2 separate regions of the Homo sapiens genome follow, and region 1 is linked to region 2. The links are chromatin contacts, found by Hi-C or POLR2A ChIA-PET in ENCODE. All regions are on one chromosome and are shown on one strand. Each heading gives the region's core, a stretch centred on a gene start or an enhancer-like site at or near the end of the contact. The rest is flanking DNA. Distances are from core to core; before and after follow the strand shown.

The links. Hi-C counts contacts between places; a loop is a spot of excess contacts on that map. ChIA-PET counts read pairs that join two places held with the same protein, here RNA polymerase II (POLR2A). Pooled maps may share reads with other maps.
Region 1: a loop to region 2 is called in a map with no recorded cell type, with 3 times the contacts of the local background. The contact joins two enhancer-like sites. A Hi-C loop is called at or near these places in 1 of 168 maps with a recorded cell type or tissue (stomach), 1 of 37 single-sample maps with no recorded cell type and 3 of 50 pooled maps. POLR2A ChIA-PET finds 5 or more read pairs at or near these places in 3 of 52 experiments (HepG2, WTC11 and activated naive CD4-positive, alpha-beta T cell).

Annotation. Positions count from the first base shown.
Region 1 is chr22:33,320,243-33,326,466 of GRCh38, forward strand. All of the region lies in intron 10 of LARGE1 (LARGE xylosyl- and glucuronyltransferase 1), which reads right to left. Among named protein-coding and RNA genes, the nearest start is that of MIR4764, 110 kb to the right of the region's middle. RefSeq lists enhancers at 1,253-1,382, 5,224-5,273. Within about 2 kb of position 1,394, at least 2 of the 41 ENCODE cell types and tissues checked have a DNase peak (open chromatin) inside an H3K27ac peak, as active enhancers do.
Region 2 is chr22:33,517,520-33,523,705 of GRCh38, forward strand. The region is part of intron 6 of LARGE1 (LARGE xylosyl- and glucuronyltransferase 1); the gene reads right to left. Among named protein-coding and RNA genes, the nearest start is that of MIR4764, 84 kb to the left of the region's middle. Within about 2 kb of position 1,948, at least 9 of the 41 ENCODE cell types and tissues checked have a DNase peak (open chromatin) inside an H3K27ac peak, as active enhancers do.

The sequences.
Region 1 (6,224 bases), core at 144-2,643, 200 kb before region 2:
AATCTGCCTTTCCCTCACACCTCCGTGACTTTGTTCCGTGCCATGCTCTTCCCTCTCGGGGATGCCCTCCCTCACTTCACTCCACTCTCCTCCACCTAAAAAACCTTCCATTTACCTTTCAAGATTCAGCCCAGATGGCACCTGCTCTGTGAGACCTCTGCAGATCCTGCTGGGTAGAAGCAATCCGTTTCTTCTCTGCGCTCCAAGAGCACTCAGTTCGTAACTCCATTAAAGCACTTGTCAACTTAAACTGAAATTATTTAACGGCAACTTTCCCGGTGAGACTGTGACATTTTACCATTGTCCTGAGCACCATGCCTGGCTTGTGACAGGTGCTAATATCATGTGTTGCATGCCTGAAAAATATTTGCTGTATACAAAAAACCTGTAATCACTGTGAAGTTAAGACTATCCTTTCAATTTTCCTTTTGTGTCCTCTAATTATATGCACAGAAGGTGATCAATAAGCCCATTCTTCAGCCTATGATTTGCTTCAATATTTGCATCCAAGGGTCTGTGACGGCTGAAAAGCTTTTGGAGAGCAAACAAGCATGTGCCAAGCTCCACGTAAGGTGCTGGGTACAGGTGATTTCCTCTCCTCCCCAGAGCCCCCGGTGAGTCACTGGCAGCCTCATCCAACAGTTGAGAAGGGTGGAGGTGTCAAACCTGGGTCTGTGCCCCTCCACCACCATGCTGCTGCTTCAGGAAAGATGCCTGCTTGGCCTCATGTGAAGACGCAGATGCAGCACAGTGGCTAAGGACACTGGTTCTAACCCATTCTGCCTGGATCATCTCAGGTAAGTGGGTGAGTGACCTAACCTTTCTGAGCTTCAGGGTCCTCAGCTGTAAAATGAGGACGACAAAACTCACTACCCCAGAAGGTTATAGAAGGATTCTGAAAGATGCTGCATATAGAGAAAACAGCGGTTGAAGAAAACATTCAACAGATGTCACCTATTATCATAGTGATTATCACAGGAAAGGGAAACACCTGGGCCCCTGAAGACACCTATGTGGATACTTTTTGTCCTCAAACCTCACCTGAAGGAGACTGTATGGCAAGATCCTGGTGGGCAGGGATGGTAGGGGCTGGATGAGCCAGGGTGGCCCTTCTGATTCATACATATTAGAGGGAGTCCCCCTGGCTTTCCCCTTGAGGGCCTAAAATATGCCTATAAACCATAATGTTACCTCCCGGCAGAAAACGTAACCAACTGCTATGCTCCTAAACTCCCTCACCCACACTGCAGAAGAGCACAAGAAATTATCCTCCACTGGAGACTAAACATCTACAAAATTCTTTGCAAGAGCAGGGTTGGCTTTTTTTTCCTTTGGTTTTGGTTTCTGTTTTAATATGCTCAGAAGAATGAAGGGCTTCCAGTTCAATGAAGAGGACAGTGGAAATGTGTGTGATGCGTGGGTGTGAGCGTGGGTAGGCAAATGTGTGTGGAGAAATGGGTCCTTCTTTGATGAGGCTTCAGACAAGTAGCTGGTCCTCACCATGTGAAAATGGGCATTAGTGAGTGGAGAATGAGAAACACATGCATGTATGGGGGTTTCTCATCCCCTTTACTGACTGACTGGTTGATTGACTAAGATGGAGTCTCACTCAGTCGCCCAGGTTGGAGTACAGTGGCACGATCTCGGCTCACTGCAACCTCTGCCTCCCGGGTTCAAGCGATTCTCCTGCCTCAGCCTTCCTAGTAGCTGGGATTACAGGTGCGCACCACCATGCCCAGCTAATTTTTGTATTTTTAGTAGAGACAGAGTTTCACCATGTTGGCCAGGCTGGTCTTGAACTCCTGACCTCAGGTGATCCACCCGCCTCGGCCTCCCAAAGTGCTGAGATTACGGGCATGAGCTACTGCGTCTGGCCTCTCCTTCTCTTTATATGCACACACAGGTACATACCCTTGAGTTGGGGAAAAAGACATTCCCAGGTAAATGGCTCCAGGAACCACTTTCTAAAAAGCATCCATATGGTGAGCTCCTAACAGCAGGAGCTGTATCCCCTTCATTTCTGAACCATCTGAACCTAGCAATATCCAGGTTCTATATCCAATGTTAACAAAGATTTTCTGAGTGGTGGATTCACAGATGAATTTTATTGGCTTCTTTATACTTTTCTGTAGTTAATTAATTCCCTGCATTTTTCTCAAATGAGCTAATGCATGTCAAGTGTTTTGTAAACTCTAAAGTGCTGCAGAAACTTAAGCAATGTGGTTATGATTATATCATGTACCTTTTCAAATCCTAACCTAGGCTTGCTTATTGCTGACTGCGTGGCTGATGTGATCCATCTTGGATGTTCAGCAAGCCTCTGTTGGATGTCCTCAGCCCCTGTATGTTAGGAGAGGGAGTACTGGTCAACGGAGATGCTCCGAGGACTTCCAAAGTACACCTTGCCCTAGTGGGATGGACTAGGGCAGTCCTGGAGAAGAGGCCACCTCCAGCTCTGAACTTCATGGTACCAATAATGGGATTTGGTGGCATCCACATCCCAAGCTCACTTGCAGCCCTTGCTGCAGTGTATAAAGGGTATTATCTAGGGAATATTGTCATTTACCAACCACAGTGGGTATTGTAGAAAAAAAAGGTGGCCGGGCACCGTGGCTCATGCCTGTAATCCCAGCACTTTGGGAGGCGAAGGAAGGCGGATCATGAGGTCAGGAGATCGAGACCATTCTGGCTAACACCGTGAAACCCCGTCTCTACTAAAAATACAAAAAATTAGCTGGGTGCAGTGGCGTGCGCCTCTAGTCCCAGCTACTTGGGAGGCTGAGGCAGGAGAATCGTTTGAACCTGGGAGGGGATGGTTGCAGTGAGCCGAGATCACGCCATTGCACTCCAGCCTGGGTGACAGAGTGAGGCTCTGTCTCAAAAAACAACCACCACCATCAAAAACAAAAACAACAACAAAAAACAAAAACAAAACAGGAAAGAAAGAAAGGTATGCTGTCAGACGTACCTGTCCACAGGACTCTGGGGCAACCAGAAGCCATCCTTGAACTTGCATGTTCATTTCTCCTCTACATGGTGCTTTGCACCTTGATCCACCTAATACTAACTGGGTACCTACTATGTGACTGGCGCAATGCTAAATGTTTTCAGGTGCATTGCTTCATCAATTTAATCCTTCAGCACACATATCTGTTGTACAAAGGAGGAAACTAAGGCTCAGGAGCTTTCAGTAATCTGCTTCAGTGAGCGAGAAGAAGTCCAGGATGGGAATCCAGTCTTCGGACCTCAAACCAGGGACATTTCACAACACAATTACTTCTTCCCAGGAGATGGAGGTGAGAATCAAATGAGATGGTGGAAGACACAATGTTCCATGAACGAAGCAGGCCATAAAAAACTGTGGTCCCAGTGCAGGAAAAAGACGAAAGGAAAAAGAAAAACCCACTCAAAAAAAGAAGGGAACACATTATAATGTTAACAAAGATTTTCTGAGTGGTGGATTCACAGATGAATTTTATTGGCTTCTTAAACTTTTCTGTAGTTAACTAATTCCCTGCAATTTTCTCAAATGAGCTAATGCACGTAAAACTGCTTTGTGAACTGTAAAGTGCTACCCAAACCTAAGCAATGTGGTTATGATTATATTATGTACCTTTTCAAATTCTAATTTAGGCTCGCTTATTCCTGACTGCGTGGCTAATGTTATCTCAATGGGGAGACTCTAGCAGTTTAGAAACTGCCTCCTTGGCCAGATGCGGTGGCTCACGCCTATAATCCCAATACTTTGGGAAGCTGAGGCGGGTGGATCACCTGAGGTCGGGAGTTCGAGACCAGCCTGGCCAACGTGGGGAAACCCCATCTCTACTAAAAATACAAAAATTAGCCAGGTGTGGTGGTGGGTGCCTGTAACCCCATCTACTCGGGAGGCTAAGGCAGAACAGCTTGAACCCAGGAGGTGGAGGTTGCAGTAAGCTGAGATCATGTCATTGCACTCCAGTCTGGGCAACAGACCAAGACTCCATCTCAAAAAAAAAAAAAAAAAAAAAAAAAAAAAAGCCAAAAAAACAAAAACAAAAAGCCAAAAACAAACAACCCCCCCCCCAAAACAAACAACAAAAAAGCCAAAAACAAAACCTGCCTCCTTTTCACCCAGGGTTTGGGTAATTTCTCTGGGGAGCCATGGAGCCGGAGGGAGTATTTCATTAACAGGGTCTGAATGCTACTGTACTCTGCTCTCTGGCCACTGCCACAGGGAACAGAGGGCTCCTGACAAGGGAGGCACAGAAACAAAAGACAGATTTCTCCTGAGATAAAATGCATTTGCTAAACTGCTTCTTTGGGCAGCCAGCTGAGGCAGAGGGAAATTTGGACCCAAGGGAAAATGGCCCGTTAGGCAGTTTGCATTTATTTCTCCTCATCTTTAAGGACAGTGGCCTAGACTGACTTTTTGAGCTGCTGGAAATGATGGCTGGTTATACCTGAGGATCCAGAGGGAGTACAAGTGCATCCTGTGCTCTGGCCTTAGAGACTTCTGTTCACAGTTGCGCAAACTAAGGAGTGAGATTATGGGGATAACTGAAAAGCGAGACCTGATATCTCTGACACTCATTTTCTATGCGACCTTGAGCAAGTCATGTCTCTGAATTAGTAAGACAAAGGGTTTGGACTTCCTAAAGTGACGCTCAAGGATCACGCACTCACTGGGTCAGGTAAAGTGGGGAGAGCTTTTGCAGGTTCTTTCTCATGTAAGACTCACATCAACTCTACAGATCAAGAACCACTCTTAGTCCTCTTTAGTAGAAGAAGACATCCATCATCTGAAAGGTTTAGCCATTGCTTAAGGTTATACAATGCGCGAACAGAGTAGCTGAGATTCAAACCCAGGTGTATTTCCTCTGAATTCTTGCAGGTAACCAACTCACTACAATGCCTAGTTGGTCAGCCTCTGGGCTTCTTTCTAGTTCTAACAGTAAACGATTCTGTGACTGCAGAGGACTCAACACATGTATTTCACATGGTGGCAGAAACATCCTGTGCTCACCAATATCCATATTTTGCTCTCTTCCTGGGCACAGAGCTAGGCTGTATCTCCAGCCTCCTTGCAGTTAAGAATAACTCTGTGATACAGCTCTGGCCACTGGAGTCTGGAAAGGCTCTGGCTAGTACAGGCACCACTCTGAAGCCTTGCTCAGGAACAAATTTTATTCGCCTTCTTTTCTTGGCTGACAGCCAGAGCAAGAGAATCCTGTAGAGCAGGCTGGGGTTCTGTGGAGGGCAGAGCCACAAGACAAAAGGAGCCTGGGTCCTTCAACCTGCAGAAAAACTACCTGCCAATCATGAACACCCATGTGGACTTTCTGCAAGGTTCCAGCAGGTTGAGCCACATTACAGCTGCTTGTGCTACCTTGACTAACAGGCACATTTGAATGCTTGTAGCCTGTAAGTGATGGAGACATAGTACGATGGACCAATTAAGGAGTCTGGGAGGCCCCGTTTCTTCCTTCCTGTGACACCCCTCCTTCTGATGTCTTGGGGCAATGGGTGAAATCACTGATGGGGAAATTACCACTCAAGCATGTTGCTTTGCACTTTCAACTTGCTTTCACTTTTTGGTGGCTTCGTATCCACTATTTCATTTTTACTCCTCCCCAGCGCTTGCATGAGACAGGCAAGGCTGCCCTTAGGGCCCTCAGTTGACAGATGAGGGCCCAAGGTGCTCAGAGAAGCTGGGGCTCCAACTCTGGTCTCCTGAAACCTAACCCAGAGCTTGTCCCTGTGGTTTCCACAAAGCAGTTACATCTTATTAAGCCACACAGACAGGCAGAAAAAGCTCACGACCTTCCTCGTTGCCTGCTGTGTGTATTAATCAACAAGTTCCAGGAACCCAAAGCATTTTTTTACTAAGGAAACCAAACTATGAGTCCATTTTCATTCTTTTGCAGGGAGGTAGGGGGCTGCATTCAGGACTGTTGAGTGAAGGTTCAGAGAGGGTCTGCCCAGCCCTGACCTCGACTTGGAGGAGATAAGAAAAAGGCTTGGTCTCCTCCCTCCCAGTTATCAGTATTAATTCACGCATCACATACAATTCATAGGCTCTTATTTTATGCCAAGTCTTGTGCTAGGAATGGGGAATGAGCTCCTGCTTCTGCACTTGTATTATTCCTATGGTCTAGGAGGAGAGGCAATGAAGCCAGTCACTAATTACAAACACAGTGCAATCACAACACAAACCTTAATTCTGGGGGGCCTTTGCCATCTGCCAC
Region 2 (6,186 bases), core at 698-3,197:
TACAGGCACCTGCCACCAATATTAGCAAATATTAGCACCCGCCCGGCTAATTTTGTATTTTTAGTAGAGATGGGGTTTCACCATATGGGCCAGGATGGTCTCGAACTCCTGACTTGTGATCCGCCTGCCTCAGCCTCCCACAGTGCTGGGATTACAGGCGTGAGCCACTGTGCCGGGCCGCCCAGAGAATTTTGTATACAACTTCTGAGAGAGTCTGAGAATCCCTGGAATCTACCCACAGACCCGGAGTAAGAAGCTCTTAGGAAGGAGAATGCATGGCCTCAGTCCTGCACTATGTCTGTATCCCACAGATACAATATACCTTAAAGAAGAAGGGGGAGACCTGGGTCAACAAGAGCAGCTTCATCTGGAAAAATCAGGCTACAAAGTCAGACAGCAGTGAGCAGGACTGGCCTGAAGATTATAAGGAGAACTGGGTGATGCCCCAAATTCACTCTCCTTGCTGTCGTTAGATCACTCCAACTCCTACAGATTTTTCTGGGATCTGAGGCACCCTCTCTTCTCAAGGCAATGGGAACCAGGATTTGACTTGAGGAAATCATACAGCTGAGAAGATCTGGCAACTTCATACCTTAAGCCAAGAAGCTAGAATAATGGTTAATGTGCATGAAGTCCTTTATGCTGAGCGCTGCTCTAAATACGTGGCATAGAGGAACTCATCTGTGTGTCACACAAATCCCAGGAATTACATATTGTGATCATCATCCCTATGTGAGAAAATTGAATCCCAAACAGGTTAAATCAACAGCCCAAGGTCACACGCCAGCAAATGGCAGACACAGGATTTGTTTTTGTTTTGAGACACTCTCACTCTGTCGCCTAGGCTGGAGTGCAGTGACACCATCTCAGCTCACTGCAACCTCCGCCTCCCAGGTTCAGGCAATTCTCATGCCTCAGCCTCCTGAATAAAGGCACATGCCACCATGCCTGGCTAATTTTTGTATTTTTAGCAGAGATGGAGTTTCACCATGTTGGCCAGGCTGATCTCGAACTCCTGACCTCAGGTGTTGCGCTGGCCTCGGCCTCCCAAAAGGTTGGGATCACAGGCACGACCCACCGCGCCCGGCCTCAGGCACAGGATTTGAACCCAGGCTGACTGGCTCTGGAGTCTGGGCCCTTCTCCCCTAGTGTTGATCATGATAGTGTCCAATATTCTTGTTCTCCAATGAGGCCCTCCCAGGTCACCAGGCCAAGGAGAATTCACTAGGACAGGAGTGGAAGTGTAACTGCACCCCCTGAGGGGACTGGAGTGGGGCAGAGAAAGGGGTGTGGTACTGACCGTGGGGGTTTAAGTGTTAATTCTGATCACATCCTGACATACATCAAAAGAGACGGTCATGTGTACATATATCCAGGGACCCGCACATCCAGGGACCAACATCCTAGATGTTTCTGCCCCTGGATGTGTACACATATGACTGTACAACTAGCTGACCAGATGGAAGTCAGCTAGTTGGAACTTACCTAAAACAAGACAGCTAGTTGGAATTTGTTTTAGGCAAAAGAAAAGAAAAGAAACACTTTCACAGGCAGCTTGATTCCACAGAGCACTCTGGCTTTCTGCAGATTAAAAAAAAATCTCATGGATATGCTCAAGCTGAAGAATGAAGATCCAAGTCAAGACAGAGGAATCCTGACTCACTGCAATGATCTCTGGCAATTCTGCAGGTCCCTGAGCTGCGTGCGTGCGCGCGCGTGTGTGTGTGTGTGTGTGTGTGGTCACATATGCCTCAGAGAGGAGCATGCCTCAAAGGAGACCCAGGGGGGCTCCCTGGGGTTGGAGGGAGGAACAGCCAAGGCATAATTTCTGCCCCAGAGACAATGAGTTTAAAAGCTCCACTCTGCCACGGGGATATCTAAATTATACTTACAGAAACCTCAACTCTTTATTCATTTGCACCAGAAGGGGGCACTGTTACCTCTAAAACGCATCTCAGGCCACAGGTCCCCATAAAATAAAGTACCAGCCCCTGCACTGGCTCCCGAAGACACCCAGGTTCCCTCTCAGGCTCCAGACACTCCCCACCCACACTGGGAGTTTATTCCCAAATTGAAAAAACAAAAACACGTAAATGATGATTCTCTCCCAGCTTTCTTTGAAATCACTATTTTTACATCCTTGACTGCTCTTCTTAAAAGCAAGTCTGTCATTTAACCAAAAGAGGAAACATAGTATTTTAGAAGTGAAAAACAAGGAAAAAAAAGAGAAAGAAAACAATTCATTCTTTGAGAGGCTGATCTACATGGCCACATCACCAGCCCACATTCTGTTTATGACGCTGGGTAAAAAGAGAACATTTCCAAGTCGTGTTCTTAAGCACAGGGGAATTTGTCTCTTCTTGATATTTAGTTTAAGTAGCATTTTCTTTTCCTTAGGATTAAGAAGTTTGTACTCCCTGGCTTCCTCTTGCTGAGAGGCTAAGAGACTGTTCGTCTATCTGTTTCAGTGGTTTTTCTCTTTTTTTTTTTTTTTTTTTTTTTGGAGTCAGGGTCTCACTCTGTCACCCAGGCTGGAGTGCGGTGGTGTGATCAGAGCTCACTGCAGCCTGGATCTCCTGAGCTCAAGCAATCCTCCCTCTTCAGCCTCCCAAGCAGCTGGGGCTACAGGCCTGTGCTGCCACGCCTGGCTAATTTTCTACTTTTTGTATCGCTCAGCCTCCTGAAATGGGGACTACAGACGTGTGCCACCATGCCTGGCTAATTTTTTATTTTCTGTACTGATGGGGGGTCTCACTATGTTGCCCAGGCTGGTTTTGAAACCCTGGGCTAAATCAATCCTTGCACCTCAGCCTCCCAAAGCGCTAGGATTACAGGCAAGAGCCACTGTGTCTGGCCTCAGTGCTTCTTAAACCATCCTGTACCTGAGATTCATGGGGGTGGCTGTTCTCCAAATCCCACAATCCCGCAGGGAGACAGCAAGCTTCTGCTCTCTGACAAGCACGGGAGGGGACTCTGAACTCTCTGCAGAACACAGCAGTGCTGAGCTGGGCCATCTCTAACTCACTTCCCCACCAACACCTGCCCCCACTGCCCACCTGGGCATTGAGCTGAGCCACATCAGCTTGCAGCTGCTTTCTGTTCACATCTGAATCCTAATCCCAGTCTGCTCTGCCTGACTCCCGGAAGTGTTCTGCGTCTTTCTGTCCTGGTTTTAGTAATGCTCTATGAGACATGATCTGACAGAAATTCATGGGATTCCGTGCAAAACACGAGCTGCTGTTTTGGGACTTCTGTGTGGGCCTCTCTTCCTTCAATGTAAAAAGAAAGCGTGGAGTGGCTCCGTGAACTGATTCCCAAAAGCTCACTTCCTTAAGGCATAACAAGCTTCCAGCTGTATTTTCATTGCACTGATCAGCACCTGAAATCAATGTATCTATTAGTAATAAAAATAAGTAGTAATTTGATTGTGTTGTTTACATGTGTCTGTCTTTGCTGGCAGGTGAGCTCCTTGAGGCCAGGGCACTGATTTTCAGTCCCCAGCGCTTGCCAAAGAGGAGCCTGGATGAGTGTATTTTGGCACTGTTGCCTGGTTGCAAAATGAGATGTCCCACTGGCTGGGAACTATGGGTTATTTCAGGAATGACTATAGGACAGTAAAAAGAGAACACAGTGAAGAAATACGTGGTTCTTAAAAAGTTTCTCCAAGAAGTAGCACACTGTATCAGTCAGCATTGCTGTGTAACAAGTAATCCTCACATGTAGTGGCTTAAAATGCAAGTAGGCAAGCTGGCCTGACACAGCTGGGCTGTTCTGGTTTGGGCTACGGTGCTCATGCCTCTGCAGCCATAAGTACAGCTGTTGGATCAGCTGGGCTGGCTACTATAGGGTGGCCTTACCTGCTAGCATAGGATAGCTCAGATGATGGGGCCTCTCTCCACATGGGCTCTCATCCTCCAACAGGCTAGCCCGGGTTTGTTCACAACAGGGCAGACAGGCTCCCAGAGTGGCAGGGGGAGCCCCAGTGCTCAAGTACTTTTCAGGTCTCTGCTTGTGTCATGCTCATACCATTACATTGGTCAAAACAAACGACAAGACCGGCCCAGATTCAGGAAGTGGACATAGATGCCTCCTCTTAATGGGAGGAGCTACACAGTCTTGGTGAAAGTAACCGATGTAGGCAGGGGAAAAACTTGTGGCCATTTTTTGCAAACACATATACATACACCACGTTTTTTCTACTCACATTCTAATGCAGAGTACTAGCAATGTCTGCAAGGGAAGCTGAGAGGTGTAGCTCTGTGTTAGTCCATTCACACTGCTATAAAGGAATACCTGAGAATGGGTAATTTATAAAGAAAAGAGGTTTATTTTGGCTCATAGCTTTGCAGACTATATACAAAGCATAGCGCCTGCATCTATTTCTGGTGAGGGCCTCAGGAAGCTTCCAATCACGGCAGAAGGCAAAGGGAGAACAGGCAAGTCACATGGCAAGAACAGGAGCGGGAGAGAGAAAGGGCAGGTGCCAGCTTCTTTAAACAACTAGCTCTCATGTGAACTCGGAGCAAGAAGTCACTCATTACCACGGGGATGGCACTAAGCCATTCATGAGGGATCCGCTCCCTTGACCCAAACACCTCCCATCAGGCCCTACCTGAAACACTGAGGATCACATTTCAACATGAGATTTGGAGGTGATAAACATCCAAACTATATCAAGCCCTTAGCTGCTGAGCTACTTGCCAGCTGTAACTGTATTACTGAGGAAGAGCAAGACAAATTTTTGGTGAAGAGTTAGCCACCTCTGTCACAGGCATTTTGTAGACGTTGCTGAAAGGCAGTTCACAGGGGATGTGCTCATTTGCACTCCCACCAGCATCACCAACAGAATGTGTTACCAAACTTACAGATTTTCAGTAATCTGAGAGTTAATAAATGGTATCTCTGGTGCATGCCTGTAATCCCAGCACTGTGGGAGGTGGAGGTGGAGGCGGGTGGATTGCTTAAGCTCAGGAGTTCCAAAGCAGCCTGGGCAACATAGGGAGACTTTGTCTCTAAAAAAAATACAAAAAAGGCCAGGTGCGGTGGCTGATGCCTATAATCCCAGCACTTTGGGAGGCCAAGGTGGGTGGATCATGAGGTCAGGAGCTCAAGACCAGCCTGGCCAACATGGTGAAACCCCATCTGTACTAAAAATACAAAAATTAGCTGGGCGTGGTGGCATGCACCTGCAATCCTAGCTACTTGGGAGGCTGAGGCAAGAGAATCGCTTGAACCCAAGAGGTGGAGGTTGCAGTGGGCCGAGATTGCACCACTTCACTCCAGCCTGGTCAACAGCAAGACTCTATCTAAAAAAAAGAAAAAAAAAAAAGAAACAAAAATTAGCCAGGCATGGTGACACACACCTGTAGTCTCAGTTACTTGGGAGTCTGAGGTGGGAGGATGGCTTGAGCCCGGGAGGTAGAGGCTGCGGTGAGCCAAGACTGCATCACTGTACTTCAGCTTGGGTGACTGTTTTTGTTTGTTTTGTTTTGTTTTGTTTTTGAAATGGAGTTTCACTCTTGTTGCCCAGACTGGAGTTCAATGGCGCGATCTCGGCTCACTGCAACCTCTGCCTCCTGGGTTCAAGCAATTCTCCTGCCTCAGCCTCCCGAGTAGCTGGGACTACAGGTGTGTGCCAGCACACCCAGATAATTTTGTATTTTTAGTAGAGACGGGGTTTCACCATGTTGGTCAGGCTGGTCTCGAACTCCTGACTTCAGGTGATCCGCCCACCTTGACCTCCCAAAGTGCTCCTTGACCTCCCAAAGGCGTGAGACACCCTGCCCAGCCCTCACTATTGTTTTTATTTGCATTCCTTTCTTTTTATTTTTGCGAGGCAGAAGTTGCTTCTCTTTCTGTGGTTAAAAACCAACAACCTGCATTTCCTCCTCTGTGAACTGTGTGTTGATACTCTGTACCCATGGTTACTTGTCTTTTAAAATACTAATTTCTAGGGGTTCTTTGTATCTAATTTTGAGATTAGCCTATTGTCTGTGACATGAATCGCAAACATTTTCCTCTTGGAAAATCTTAATGAAGGCCACCACATTAGATGCAGTGTGGTTGCCCTGTTTTAAATGTCACCATTTGTCAGGAGCCCAGTAGAGGTTACACCTGCTTAATGCTATGCCATTATCTGCATTGTCCATCATATCATTTCTTTTTTTTTTTTCTATTTGTGTTACT